Linked DNA regions of Homo sapiens: region 2 is linked to region 1. The links are chromatin loops, found by intact Hi-C in ENCODE. Cell type or tissue: OCI-LY7. All regions are shown on one strand. Each heading gives the region's core, and the rest is flanking DNA. Links, peaks and the distances in the headings are about the cores only.

Region 1 (7,954 bases), core at 1,782-6,781:
GCCATTGGACAGCAGCCCCAGGCTGTGTGTGTGCTCACTGTGTAATGCTGTGAGCTTGGTGCAAATGGCAGGAGCTCTAGGAAATGGATTGTGATTTATGACTTCAAAAGATGGAAGTGAAGGGTATGGGTTTTTCTAAAGATTTAAAGCTGTGGATATACATAGTAATCTAGAATACTAGTAACAGCAATAATGACTTCAAGCATAAAGGGCGCATTTGTATACTACCTCTTTCTCTGAGGGTTCCAGGGGTGCTCATGTTTTTATCCCCCGAATATCTCATTGCAATAATGACATCGAGCATAGAGGGTGCGTTTGTATACTACCTCTTTCTCTGAGGGGTGCTGATGTTTTTATCCCTGAGTATCTCATTGCAATAATGACATCAAGCATAGATGGTGCATTTGTATACTACCTCTTTCTCTGAGGGGTTCGAAGGGTGCTGATGTTTTTATCCCCGAATATCTCATTGCAATAATGACATCAAGCATAGATGGTGCATTTGTATACTACCTCTTTCTCTGAGGGGTTTGATAGGTGCTGATGCTTTTATCCCTGAATATCTCATTGCAATAATGACATCAAGCATACAGGGTGCATTTGTATACTACCTCTTTCTCTGAGGGGTTTGAGGGGTGCTGACATTTTTATCCCCTTTTTAGTACTTTATCCCTTTTTAGTATTTTTAGTATTTTATCCCTTTTTAGTACTTTAAGAAACGCTGTTAAATGTATTTTAGTTAACCAATTTATCTAACACTATAAATGTAAGTAGTACCAACAAACTCTTCACTAGCAATAGTGATTTATTCAATGCTGCATGAAGCTGATCCTGAATAAGCCCTTCTCTTAATAGATGGGTGCTTCTGGGTTCTTAGAGTGAAAGGCCTAAAGGGAATGAACTGTTAGCAGCCACAGCAGAAAAAACGAGAAAGATCTGCCTCTTTTGGAGTCACCAAATGCACCTCTATCAATTTATTGCCTCTCAGCTCCAAATTCACCCTTTATTGCCTTCTTCAGAAACCATGGATCTGAGTCCTGCAAATTCTGTTGAGTTGTGTTTGTGAAGTGTGACAGAGGCATGTGAGGACAGTGGTTTCACTTCTTAGTCTCAGGGCTGTGCACAGAGGCTCTAGCAGGTCCTGCTGCTGCTGGGGTCTCTGGCCTCTGTGTTGCATGGCAGCCAGCAGCTCACCCCCAGCTCCGACAGCTTTGTAGGAGCTTCTCCAGCAATATCCCTCCCTGCCTGAGATGGCTGCAGGCAGCGTGGTCTCCTTGGAGCCCCTGTGCTGTGTTTGCCCTGACAGCCCTGAGTCCAGCTGTACCTGTTACATTCCCTCATTCCTTTCTCATTCAGTATTTATGCATCTGCTTCTTTTCTCTTTGCTTTGATAACACGTTAATGCTGCTTTAGGATCCCAAACTAGAATCATCTTCCATTTACGTGAAATTTTAAGCCGTCACTTCCTAGCCTCTCCCTAAGTGGAAGTATCCTTGACCACTTTCAGTGCTCTTCCTCAAAGATACTTAAAAATACTAGACAATCACTGCCCTCTGTCCTGACTGCTGAGCCTCCAGATTATTTTCTCCTATCGTTTTAAGCATTTGTATTTCAGGCATTTGCTGGAGTCTTTGACACTGTATGTCCAGCATGACCAGCAAATCTTGTTACTCTCGTGATGTTTGCACACATGTCTGTTGACTCCGCTGCAATCCTGCCTGGTACCTTCACCCGAGAGATTTCTGTTTCTCATTGTTTCCATTCCACGGCCTCTCATCTGGTGTCTCATTCATGTGGCCGGGTAAAACTGTATTCAGGGCATTTGTAATTAAGGCTTTGGAGGACGCTTGATCAGATGCTGTAATGGATTTCTGATGCTGCACAGCTGCTAGATTTCATTTATCAGCTCATTTTATGAAAAGGATATTGTGTTTTCAAGGGAATATTTGTTTTGTAGCAACCTGTTTACCCATGTTATATTTTCCTAAAAGTTCTTCATCTTATGAGCTCTTCTCACAGTGATCTGGGTTTTATGCAGAGCTCTGTAAACGTCTTTGTTCTCAGCTCATACCCTTTCCAGCACTGTGTGTTAATCCAACACTGCCCCCTTCCTCGCACTGGGGCCTCAGACTGGCCAGGCCTCCCGGTGATCCGCTGGCGTTGGCTCTCAAGGGAGATGGGTCCATCCTGCCCCGTGCCCTGTGGTCAAGTCTATCCCTCTTCTCTCGCCTCACCTGTGGGATTTGGGCCACTGGCCAGTGGACATGCGGCCTTTTAAGCTGGATGTCATAAGAGACCTCCTCAGTAGCGGTGTGTGGTGTTTTCTCTGCAGGAGGGCACCAGCAGAGCCACCCGGCTGTGCTGAGGACCCAGGAGGAGCAGCGAGAGGAACCAGGGGGCCATCGTGGCTTGGTTGCTTCGCTTCCCTCTAGGTGTCACGTTGTGAAAGGTCTTTCGACAAAGCGCTGTCCATTTAATCGCTATTGTAGATGTTAGTGGCCGGATGCTCCTTTCTGGCTTGGATATTTTGAGTTGGACTGGGATTATTAAACACAGCAACAACTTAGCACATGGAGGTAGATTCTGACTCACTTTAGTCACTCATAATTACACTGCGTGCTTCAGAAGCTGCTCTTCACCCCTGGGCAGGTTGTCCTTTTTCCACGTGTTTGCCGTGTTTTGATGATGGGGTTAGTGCGCGCTCTAAGGGTCTGCACTGAGAAGACCCCTTAGCGCTATCCCGTTATCATTATTTGCCTTAACATTGTTCCATGTAGAGTCTGACGGAATCTTCAGGGTGCTGTTTATGGATGTTTTGAAGTGTCACTGTGCCACTGATTTCCGGTTAAAGCAGAATGTAGACATCTTTTTGCAATTGTTTTTAGTGACTCCACTGGTTTGTGTTGCTGTCTTCTGCTGTGCAGTCCACAGTCTGACATCTTTGTGGTCCCCATGCTTCCCTCCTGCTCGTGTTACCCGATCCTGTGGGTCAGCTGTGAGGAAACCACTCTCTGTCCTCGTCTGGAGTCGCCCCGAGCTGGGTGTGCTGGTCTCCTTGTGTCGCCCTGAGCTGGGTGTGCTGGTCTCCTTGTGGGCAGAAGTATTCTTCTGTTACTGTTTTCTCAGTTTTTTGACCAAATGTAGCAGACTTGTGTATGGTGCAAACATTTCTTAAAATGTCTTTTGCCTTTATGGAAAAAAACCCGCATTTCTTCAAGATGTACCTTTCCTGTGTCTCCATCCTTCCCCACATGATTGCTTTGTGTTAGAGGGTGGTGTGTGTGCTCTATGGCCTCATTCCATCAAGCACTATATGTAACCTCTGATGGCAAAAGTGGTTACACTCAAGGCAGAAAACTTCGCAAATGTTGAAGAGAATGAACAAAAAACAATACGTTGTCATCTTGTCATCCTGAAATGGCTACTGTTAATATTTTGATGTAGTTCTTTCAATTCTTTTTAAGTAAAATTGCTTCTAACACAAGCACTTTAATTACATTGATTAAATTATAGTCAGGAAATAAGGAGAAAGTAAAAAGAATATCCAGTTTGGGGCAAAAAGAAAGACCACATAGAAAGAGGCTGTAAAACTCCCTACAACTTGAAGAAAAGCTGGGTTGCGGTGGTTGTGGTTTTGTTTTTACTGCGAGAGACCACATGATTATTCTGGGCACTGAAGGGCGATAGGATAATACCCTGTGAGTGTTTTGGTGGCCGAGTAAATCCCAGTCCCACGTCCTCTTTCCAAGTAGACAAAGTGTTGAGGTTTGAGGTGGTGGTTTGGTAACTTTTTGAAAATCTGTTTGTAGGACTGCACTGCAGAGATTAGGTTAACCTGACTTAGAATCGAATGATCTGTTCAGGCTGTGGGAGCTTTCTATACCAGGTGTACGTACGCCTGTTCCGGATGTGGTGTAGAAGGAACAGGGCTGGGAGGGTTTGTTGCTTCACCAGTCACCGCCCACAGGCAGGGGCTGGGGAGCACAGCCCGGTGCTGCAGAGATGGGCTTTGAGACTCCCTCCCTGGCCCTGAGGAACTCACAGGCTGAATTTAGACGATGCCGTTATTGAGGCATAGACAGTATATTTTATACCCACACATATGGACATATACATACATGTACGCACATACAGACCTGTACATGTCTGTGTGTGTGTAAGTGACAGAACCAACCTGGCTTTTGTGCTATTTCCTTCGTCTTTTTAGTTGCCTCAGTTGAAACAAGATGTGTTCCTTGTTGGAGGTGAGTGGTTTCATTGTTCCAGACCAGTCATGGAAATGCCTGCAATTATCAGTGTTTCTGTTTTCTCTTGGGAAGCTCTTCTGGGAAGGAAGTGTACTTTCCAAGGCTGTTGGTTGGCCTGTCGTCACCCTGGGGGTCTTGGTGTGGGTCACAGACCCAGGTGCTGTGGCTGCTCATGCGTGGAGCTCTGTCTCTCTTGCTGCTGCTAGTAGACAGCTGATCACCAACAAAGTGTGTGTCCCAGTGGCCTTTCAGAAGAATTCTCTGCATCATTTTTATACAGTCTTTTTTATTTTCAATGTCAACATTGTGTGTTGCAGCCAAGTGATATGTTCTGCAGAAGCAGGAAGTGTGGCCCAAGAGAGAAATAAGGGAATTGATCCATAACTGATACCAGCTTTTATACAGTTGAGCCATTGTAATTGATACGTAAACATCTTAAATCTGTAGAAGTGAGTCAAGGTGCCAGATCCTGACAAGTGCCAAATGTCTACGTGGGACCTCTCTTGTGTCGGGTCCACATCACAAGAAGAAAAGTCATTCAAATGCAACACGGGACCATTGTAATTTATACATAAACATGTTAAATCTGTGGAAGTGAGCCACGGTGCCAGACCCTGACAAATGCCGAATGTCTACGTGGGACCTCTCTTGTGTCGGGTCCACATCACAAGGAGAAAAGTCATTCAAATGCAACATGGAGTGGACGTGAAGCTTTCAGAAACGTCCGTGAATCAGAGCGACTGTTTTCCCATTTGCTGGATTCCCCATTCGAGATGGTGAGATTCCTGTTCCAAGGCTCCCTCAATTTCCCAGCACCCATTTCACTCCTTCCTGGAGATAACAATCTCACAATGATATCTTGTTCTCAGATTTTCTTTTTTTTTTTTTTTTGTTGTTGTTGACTGAAACATCTTTATTTGGCACATGACTGTAGTTGTGTGTGTGTATGTGTTTTTATTAATAGTTTATTAATATTTTCTTCATGGAATTAGGTAACTGAATGTGTTTACTTCTTTTTTTTTTTTTTTTAATTATACTTTAAGTTTTAGGGTACATGTGCACATTGTGCAGGTTAGTTACATATGTATACATGTGCCATGCTGGTGCGCTGCACCCACCAACGTGTCATCTATCATTAGGTATATCTCCCACTGCTATCCCTCCCCCCTCCCCCGACCCCACCACAGTCCCCAGAGTGTGATATTCCCCTTCCTGTAGAAAAATCACATATTTCACAAGAATAGGCTGCCTTACTCACTCCTTAGCCTGGAGTAAGCCACATACCACTTTTCTCTTTAAGATACTCACTTTTCAGGACTCTTGATAAATTATTTAAGAGTAGGAAAGTACCGTGACTTTGGCCACAAGCAGTATTATGTATAATATGCAAGTGTGTGCCTTGATAGCCGCAGTCACTAAAAACAAATTTTCTCAGAAGAGAAAATTGTAAGCATTTCTTTACTTGATCGTTAATTTTGTTTGCCTAAATAACATCTTGCCTTTGTATGGGGAGGTGGAGAAGTCGACTTTTGTTACACAAGATGAGCTTGAAAGTCCCTTAAGTGGTAAAGGATGCCGCTGAGTATCGACGGGGGTGAGTGGGTCTTGCTGCCCCACTGTATGTGATCCTGAGTATTGACAGGGGTGAGTGGGTCCTGCTGCCCCAGTGTATATGATCCTGAGTATCAACAGGGATGAGTGGGTCCTGCTGCCGCACTGTGTGTGATCCTGAGTATCGACGGGAGTGAGCAGGTCCTGCTGCCCCACTGTGTGTGATCCTGAGTATAGATGAGGATGAGTGGGTCCTTCTGCCCCACTGTGTGTGATCCTGAGTATCGACGGGAGTGAGCAGGTCCTGCTGCCCCACTGTGTGTGATCCTGAGTATAGATGAGGATGAGTGGGTCCTTCTGCCCCACTGTGTGTGATCCTGAGTATCGACGGGAGTGAGCAGGTCCTGCTGCCCCACTGTGTGTGATCCTGAGTATAGATGAGGATGAGTGGGTCCTGCTGCCCCACTGTGTGTGATCCTGAGTATCGACAGGGGTGAGTGGGTCCTGCTGCCCCACTGTGTGTGATCATGAGTATTGATGGGAGTGAGCGGGTCCTGCTGCCCCACTGTGTGTGATCCTGAATATCGACAGGGGTGAGTGGGTCCTGCTTGCCCCACTGTGTGTGATCCTGAGTATCGACGGGAGTGAGTGGGTCCTGCTTGCCCCACTGTGTGTGATCCTGAGTATCAACGGGAGTGAGCGGGTCCTGCTGCCCCACTGTGTGTGATCCTGAGTATCAACGGGAGTGAGCGGGTCCTGCTGCCCCACTGTGTGTGATCCTGAGTATAGACGGGGATGAGTGGGTCCTGCTGCCCCACTGTGAGTGATCCTGATTATCGACAGGGGTGAGTGGGTCCTGCTGCCCCACTGCGTGTGATCCTGAGTATCGACGGGAGTGAGTGGGTCCTGCTGCCCCACTGTGTGTGATCCTGAATATCAATGGGGTGAGTGGGTCCTGCTGACCCACTGTGTGTGATCCTGAGTATAGACAGGGATGAGTGGGTCCTGCTGCCCCACTGTGTGTGATCCTGATTATTGACGGGAATGAGTGGGTCCTGCTGCCGCACTGTGTGTGATCCTGAGTATCGACGGGAGTGAGCGGGTCCTGCTGCCCCACTGTGTGTGATCCTGAGTATAGATGGGGATGAGTGGGTCCTGCTGCCCCACTGTGTGTGATCCTGAGTATAGACGGGGATGAGTGGGTCCTGCTGCCCTACTGTGTGTGATCCTGAGCATCAGTGGGAGTGAGCGGGTCCTGCTGCCCCACTGTGTGTGATCCTGAATATCAACGGGGGTGATTGGGTCCTGCTGCCCCACTGTGTGTGATCCTGAGTATAGACAGGGATGAGTGGGTCCTGCTGCCCCACTGTGTGTGATCCTGATTATTAATGGGAATGAGTGGGTCCTGCTGCCGCACTGTGTGTGATCCTGAGTATCGACGGGAGTGAGCGGGTCCTGCTGCCCCACTGTGTGTGATCCTGAGTATAGACGGGGATGAGTGGGTCCTGCTGCCCTACTGTGTGTGATCCTGAGCATCAGTGGGAGTGAGCGGGTCCTGCTGCCCCACTGTGTGTGATCCTGAATATCAATGGGGGTGATTGGGTCCTGCTGCCCCACTGTGTGTGATCCTGAGTATAGACAGGGATGAGTGGGTCCTGCTGCCCCACTGTGTGTGATCCTGATTATCGACGGGTGAGTGGGTCCTGCTGCCCCACTGCATGTGATCCTGAGTATTGATGGGAGTGAGCGGGTCCTGCTGCCCCACTGTGTGTGATCCTGAGTATCGATGGGAGTGAGCGGGTCCTGCTGCCCCACTGTGTGTGATCCTGAGTATAGATGGGGATGAGTGGGTCCTGCTGCCCCACTGTGTGTGATCCTGAGTATCGACAGGGGTGAGTGGGTCCTGCTGCCCCACTGTGTGTGATCCTGAATATCGACAGGGGTGAGTGGGTCCTGCTGCCCCACTGTGTGTGATCCTGAATATCGACGGGGGTGATTGGGTCCTACTGCCCCACTGTGTGTGATCCTGAGTATAGATGGGGATGAGTGGGTCCTGCTGCTCCACTGTGTGTGATCCTGAGTATCGACAGGGGTGAGTGGGTCCTGCTGCCCCACTGTGTGTGACAAGCCCTTTGTTTCTGGCCTGGGAATGTCCC
Region 2 (7,297 bases), core at 1,624-6,623, 120 kb after region 1:
AGGCCTCCACAACACACACACACAGCTGCGTAGGCCTCCACGACACACGTGCACACACACAGCTGCCTAGGCCTTCACAGAACACACACACACATCAGCCTAGTCCTCCACAACACACACACACATCAGCCTAGGCCTCCACAACACACACACAGCTGCCTAGGCCTCCACAACACACACGCGTACACACACCGGCCTACGCCTCCACAACACACGTGCGCACACACACACAGCTGCCTAGGCCTCCACAGAACACACACACACACATCAGCCTAGGCCTCCACAGCACACACACAGCTTCCTAGGCCTCTACAACACACACGCACGCACACACACACAGACTGTCTAGGCCTCCACAGCACACACATACACATCAGCTTAGGCCTCCACAACACACACGCACACACAATCAGCCTAGGCCTCCACAACACACACACACAGCTACGTAGGCCTCCACGACACACACACAGCTGCCTAGGCCTCCACAACACACACGCGCGCACACACCTGCCTAGGCCTCCACAACACACGTGCACACACACACACAGCTGCCTAGGCCTCCACAGAACACACACACACATCAGCCTAGGCCTCCACAACACACACACACCGGCCTAGGCCTCCACCACACACACTTGCACACACAGACAGCTGCCTAGGCCTCCACCACACGCATGCACACATCAGCCTAGGCCTCCACAACACACACACACACACAGCTGCCTAGGCCTCCACAACACACACACGCACACACACACCAGTCTAGGCCTCCACAACACACACACACACACACACACACCAGTCTAGGCCTCCACAACACACACACACACACACACAGCTGCCTAGGCCTCCACAACACACACACACACAGCTGCCTAGGCCTCCACAACACACACACACGCGCACACACCAGTCTAGGCCTCCACAACACACACACACACACACACACACACCTGCCTAGGCCTCCACAACACGCGCACACACACCAGTCTAGGCCTCCACAACACACACACACACAGCTGCCTAGGCCTCCACAGGGCCAGGGTGTTCAGTGTCACTGTTTTCCCCTCCACCTCTTGTCCCACTGGAGGGCCTTCAGGGACAGGACGCAGACGGAGCCATGATCTCCTAGGATAACAATACCTTCTCCTGGAAGACCCTCCTGAAGGACCCACTGAGGCTGTTTTACAATTTACTTTCTTTTTTATAAGTAGGAGGATGCTGTAAAATAACAAAGTACAGTAAATTCATAAACCAGTAACAGTTGTTTGTCATCATGGTTAAAGTATTAAGTTGTGTACATAATTGTATATGCTCATCAAAAACCTAATCCACCGTGCCCAAGTAGGCTTCATCTCTAAGATGCTAGGTATCATATGCAAATAAAAAAATGTGATTCATCGTGTAAACAGAACTGAAGACATGATTGTATGTGCTGTGCTTTTATATGACTGGCAGCACAGGTTTGTTTAGACCAGTTACCACCACCAACACAAGTAACGTGGTGTGCTTCAGCATCTCTAGGCAGTAGAAATTTTTCAGCTTCGTTACAGGCTCATGAGACCACCATTGTACACGGACCCATCCTTGACCAAAGCATCGCTATCCTGGGACCTCAGGGATGCTGATTTTTAAATTTTTTTTTAGAGATGGCGTCTTGCCATGTTGCCCAGGCTGGTTTTGAACTCCTGGGCTCAAGCTATCCTCCCACCTCAGCCTCCCAAAGTGTTGGAATTATAGGCATGAACCACCACACCTAGCCTACAAAAACATTTTTTTTTTAGTTAGCCGGGTGTAGTGGTGTGCGCCTGTGGTCCCAACTACTTGGGAGGCTGAGGTGGAGGATCACTTGAGCCTGGGTGGTTGAGGTTGCAGTAAGCTGAGATCACGCCACTGCACTCAAGCCTGGGTGACAGAGCGAGACCCTGTCTCAAGAATAAAGATTGCAACAGGTTGTAACACTTTGAGTAAAATAGGAAATTTTCCAACTATTCAGATACACAGATGAACAAATGGAAAGCTTGATGAGAAGTGAGGATTTCTATAGTAGCCATCCACGAAATAGTTAAAGGAAAGAGAGTCTTCATGGTGGAAAAGCCTGAACCAGCTGGTCCAGGCAAACCTCAGTGATGGTGAAGCCTGTAGCACACAGCGGGTGGGATGAAGAGAGCCGCATCCGCGATACTCCTGCCGAAGATGCCTGTCCTGGATCTCCCCATGTGGAAGCACCAGCCCCCAAGTTAGGGGACTGATTGGACAATGCACCTGCCTAGAATCTTCCCAAAGCCTGGTGTCGTGAGAGTCACGGAAACATCCAGAAACTCGCTCTGGGCAGCGGGAAGCTGAGAGCCGACCACTTTCTTGCAGTGTGCCTGTGCAAACTGGGTAATTGGGGATGGCTAGAGAAACTTGAACAGGGTCTGAGCTGGGACAGGAGGAATGCGTTGGTTTTCTGATTTTGATGGCTTAGGTGTTTATGGAGGAAAATAGACTTGTTTGTTGGAAATCCCCCCTGAAGTGTCTGGGATTACGCATCAGGTCAGTGATTCACCATTAGATAATCCAAGGAGAGAGAATTATTTTAAACGTACTTGTACATTTTCTATAACTTTGTGATTGTTTGAAAGTTAAGTAACACAAATAATTTGTGTCCTCATCCTAAAGCTTTCTTCTGTCATAGAGGATTGTTTATCTGAGACATATGAGTATAATGGTATTGTTTCAAAATATTTTTTAAGATTACACCTGTTTTTAAAAATTGTGTCAGATAGCCTGTATTCATGTATTGGAAGATTCAATATTATTAAAATGGTAGTTCTCCCCACATTGCTTTATAGGTTCAATGTAATTCCTACCAAAATCTTGGCAGGCTATTTTTTGGGGGTTTTTTGGGGCAGAAATTGATAATATCCTGAAGTAAATATAAAGGACCCACAATAGTGAAAGCAGTTTTAAAATAGGTTAACAAAATTGGAGAATTCAGAACTTCTCATTCCTGATTTCAAAAATATTGCAAAGCTGCAATAACCAGAACAATGTACTGGCATTGAGATAGAGTGATTATATATATGAGAAACAGAATTGAGAGTCCAGAAATAAACCCTTATATTTATGGTCAAATAATTTTTTAATAGAGTTACCCGAGCAATTCAATGAAGAAAAGTTTTTCCAACAACAGATGCTGGGAAATTCGGACATTCACATGAAAAGGAAAAAAGATTAAACCTTGACTCAACGTCATATACCTAAGTTAGTTCAAGTGGATCATAGATCTTAATGTAAGAGCAAAAATTATAAAAATTTTAGAAAACACAGGAGTAAATTTTCATAATCTTGGTTAGGCACAGAGTTCATCAAAGGTATACTACATAAATACTGATAAACTGGACTGGAACAAAATTTAAAACTTTTGTATATCAAAAGACAGAATTAAGTAGAAAGACAAGCCACAGTCTGGGAAAAAATATTTGCAAATTATAAATCTCATGAAGCACTTCTAAGCACCTATGTAATAAATTTTTTCTTTTTTTTTTTTTTTTTTTTTGAGACAGTCTTGCTCTGTCACCCGGGCTGGAGTGCAGTAGCTTGATCTCAGCTTACTGCCACCTCTGCCTCCAAGGTTCAAGTGATTCTCCTGCCTCAGCCTCCCAAGTAGCTGGAAGTACAGGCATGCACCACCACACCTGGCTATTTTTTTTGTATTTTTAGTAGAGACAGTGTTTTGCCATGTTGGCCAGGCTGGTCTTGAACTCCTTACCTCAAGTAATCTGCCCGCTTCAGCCTCCCAAAGTGCTGGGATTACAGGCGTGAGCCACTGCACCCAGCCTATGTAATAAACACTCAAAACTCAGAAACAAGCAACATAAACACGGGCAAGAGATCTGAATAGATATCTCACCAGAAGAAGACATACAAATGGCCAATAAGGACGTGAAAAGATACCTAGCGTTAATTAGGGAAATGCAAATTAAAACCACAGTGAGATACCACTTCACACCCACTAGAATGCTGTCACCGAAAACACAGGAAATAAAGTTGGAGAGCTCGTGTTTTCTGACTTCAAAACTTACACTGCAAAGCAACAGTAACCAAGAAGGTGGAAAAACGAATTCTCATACATTGATAGTGGGAATGTAAAATGGGGAAGCCACTGTTTGGCATGATCTTAATTAAGCAGACTTGCTGCATTGACTCAGCAGCTGCACTCCTAGGAGAAAGGAAAGCGAACATCCACTCAGAGACTTGGTGTAAGTTCCCTGGAACCTCGGTCAACACAAGGAAACAATCCAGGTATCCGCTAGCAGGTGACTGAACAGGTGACGCCTGCCACGTCCACATGGTGGGTGCTTCTGCACAGGATGAGCTCAGAAGCACCTGCTGAGGGAGGGAAGTGTGGCTGTGTGGTAGGCAGTGTCCAGAAAAGGCAAATTTGTAAACAAAGTAGAATGATGACTGGGGCTAGGGCTGGAAATGGGACTGACTGCAGATGGACACGGGATCCCTTTCAGGTGATGGGAATGTTCTAGAGTAGTGACCATTTTACAACTCTTCAATTTTATTAAAAGCCATTCTGTGCTTAAAATGAGTGAAACTTAGGGTATGCAAAGTATACCTAAATAAAGCCGACGGGTGTTTTAAAAAGAATAGGCCGGGTGCGGTGGCTCATGCAGGTAATCCCAGCACTTTGGGAGGCTGAGGTGGGTGGATCACTTGAGGTCAGGAGTTTGAGACCAGCCTGGCCAACATGATGAAACCTCGTCTCTGCTAAAAATACAAAAATTAGCCTGGCGTGGTGGCACACGCCTGTCATCCCAGCTACTCAGGAGCATGAGGCAGGAGAATCACTTGAACCCAGGAGGCAGAGGTTGCATTGAGCCAAGAATGCACCACTGCACTCCAACCTGGGCGACGGAGTGAGACTCTGTCTCAACAATAAAAAATAATAAAGTGCTTCATTGCAGTAACTCAAGTGTGTAGGGAGACCCTGGGCTGGATGGCATGCCTGCTGGCAGACAGGGTATGACCCAGGACCCCCAGGTGAGATGAACCTGTCTTGTTGAATTCCCAAGTTAGGAGAGTTTTCAGTTGTTGGTATATTTTGTCAGGTTAGTAATCTGAAATCATCAAATTGCTAATGTGCGAATGTGTATTACTTACCAAAATGTCTATTTTTATTCTTTTTGAAGTTAAGATCTGAAGAACAGCTCAGGTTCCCAACATTCTCAGAGAATAATGTCTTGAGAATAAGCAACCTGCTCTTAAGTAGGTTTGTCTTGTCCATAGCAGAATTTATTGCCAGTGCCAAAAATCAATTTTGGCTAATACAGCAATTAATCAAAATTTGCTGTATTGAGTGAGGTAAGGGCAATTAGGAAATCATGAGTTGGGTTTTCTATTTGTTTCTGCTGTCAAGATTTGTGTTTTCTTAATGTTGATTTCTTATTTATGGTGATGAGGAGGGAGGTGAAACTATATTTAGTTTTCACAAGTATATTTGAAATTCTCTGGCCAGGAATTCACACTGGGTTCCCAAGCCCGTTGTGTGCTGACAATTCTGACAGAGCAAATCATTAATGCTGATGTGTATTTTTGAGGAAGCCACTTCCAGGGACACTTAGAAATGGTTAAAATGACTTTGGGTGTCCGAGGCAGGAGGATTGCTTGAACCTAGGCGTTCAAGACCAGCTTGGGCAACATAGTGAGACCCCATCTCCACAAAAAAAGTTTTAAGTTAGCCAGTCATGGTGGTATGTGCCTCTAGTCTCTAGTCCCAGTCATGGTGGTACGTGCCTCTAGTCCCAGATACTTGGGAAGTGGGAGGATCACTTGAGCCCATGAGGTCAGGGCTACAGTGAGCTGTGATCACACCACTGCACTCTAGCCTGGGTGACAAAGTAAGACTCTGTCTCAGAAAAAAAGAAAAGAAGTGGTTAATATGGTAAATGTTATGTTACATATGTTTTACCACAGTAAAATTTTTAAAACTAAGATGAAATGGCCAGTTTACAGCAGAGTAAAAATTCGAGGCCTGATATTCACCCCTTATGTGCCTAACCCTGTTCTCAAAGTATTAAACCCTTGGAAAGGTCACTATTTGCTAGAAAGTCGTCCCTCGGTGTCCACGGAGGAGATAGGTTCCGGGACCACTGCAGAAAGCAAAGAGCGAGGATGCTCAAGTCCCTGATATAAAATGGCATCATACGAGCACATCACCTATGCACTTCCTCTCTCATGTTTTAAATAATTTCTGGATTACTTGTAATACCTAACACAATGTAAATGCTGTGTGAATAGTTGTACTATGTTGTTTAGTCACTAATGATAAGAAAATCTACAAGTTAGGTATAGATGCAGATTTTTTCATGAATATCTTTGATTCATGGTTGAAGCCAGGGGTGAGGAACCCACAGACACAGAGGGCTATGTGTCCTTTTGAAAAGAATAAATCAAGCTTTGGAATAAGAATGAGGAAAGAAATGGAAAATTGCCCAAAAACGCCTTTGTCACATTTGCCGAAGAGTAGTTTTTCATACTAAGGGTCCCGTTTGAAATAAATTTTGTTAGCCAACCTAACTTCCTTACATTTCTTTAGTTGGATTCTCTTATAAACAATTATGAAAATTTTTAGATGAGATTGGCTACATTAAAGAACTGGCTTTAGTATTATAGCATAGTAGTTAACAAGGCCTAACTCGTTAATCATAGTGCTGTTTCACTGATAAAATTTTGCGTAGGCCTCTTATGGCAGCTCATGCCTATAATCCTAGCACTTTGGGAGGCTAAGATAGGAGGAGTACTTGAAGCCAGGAGTTTGAGACCAGCCTGGGCAACAATACGAAACCGTATCTACAAAAAAAAAAAAAAAAAAAATTAGCCAGGCATAGTGTTGTGCATCTGTAGTCCCAGCTACTCAGGGACTGAGGTGGGAGGATGGCCTCAGCTTGAAAGGCAGAGGTTATAATGAACCCAGATCACACCACTGCACTCCAGTCTGGGTGACAGAGTGAGACCCTGTCTCAAAAAAAAAAAAAAAAAATTGTGTAGGTTGGGCATGGTGGCTCATGCCTGTAATCCCAACACTTTGGGAGGCCAGGCACATCTTACATGGCCACAGCAGGAACAAGAGAGGATTGCTTGAGCCCCGAAGTTCAAGATGAGCCTAGGCAACATAGACCCTACCACTGAAAAAAAAAAAAAACAAGCATGGTGGTGCACACCTGTGGTCCTACTGACTCAGGAGAGGCAGGAGAATTGCTGGAGCCCAGGAGTTTGAGGTGACAGGTAGCTATGATTACAC

The links. Peaks named below come from ENCODE experiments on the same cell type or tissue, not always from the same donor. Only the 100,000 strongest peaks of a DNase experiment are listed, where the experiment ranks them.
Region 2: it touches region 1 in a loop (3.0-fold over the local background); 3 of 110 quality-filtered maps call a loop at or near these places.

What each region holds. Positions count from the first base shown.
Region 1 is chr10:447,105-455,058 of GRCh38, reverse strand. All of the region lies in intron 3 of DIP2C (disco interacting protein 2 homolog C), which reads left to right. Among named protein-coding and RNA genes, the nearest start is that of DIP2C-AS2, 180 kb to the left of the region's middle. In OCI-LY7, for the core only: no CTCF peak of the experiment used is centred there; DNase peaks (open chromatin) are centred at 3,928 and 4,428; H3K4me3 peaks cover 1,867 bases; H3K27ac peaks cover 2,729 bases.
Region 2 is chr10:330,552-337,848 of GRCh38, reverse strand. The region is part of intron 29 of DIP2C (disco interacting protein 2 homolog C); the gene reads left to right. LOC124902362 (a long non-coding RNA gene) reads left to right here. Exons shown (of 2, transcript XR_007062030.1): 2 at 1,997-2,824. Among named protein-coding and RNA genes, the nearest start is that of ZMYND11, 200 kb to the right of the region's middle. In OCI-LY7, for the core only: no CTCF peak of the experiment used is centred there; a DNase peak (open chromatin) is centred at 4,338; H3K4me3 peaks cover 1,253 bases; H3K27ac peaks cover 1,453 bases.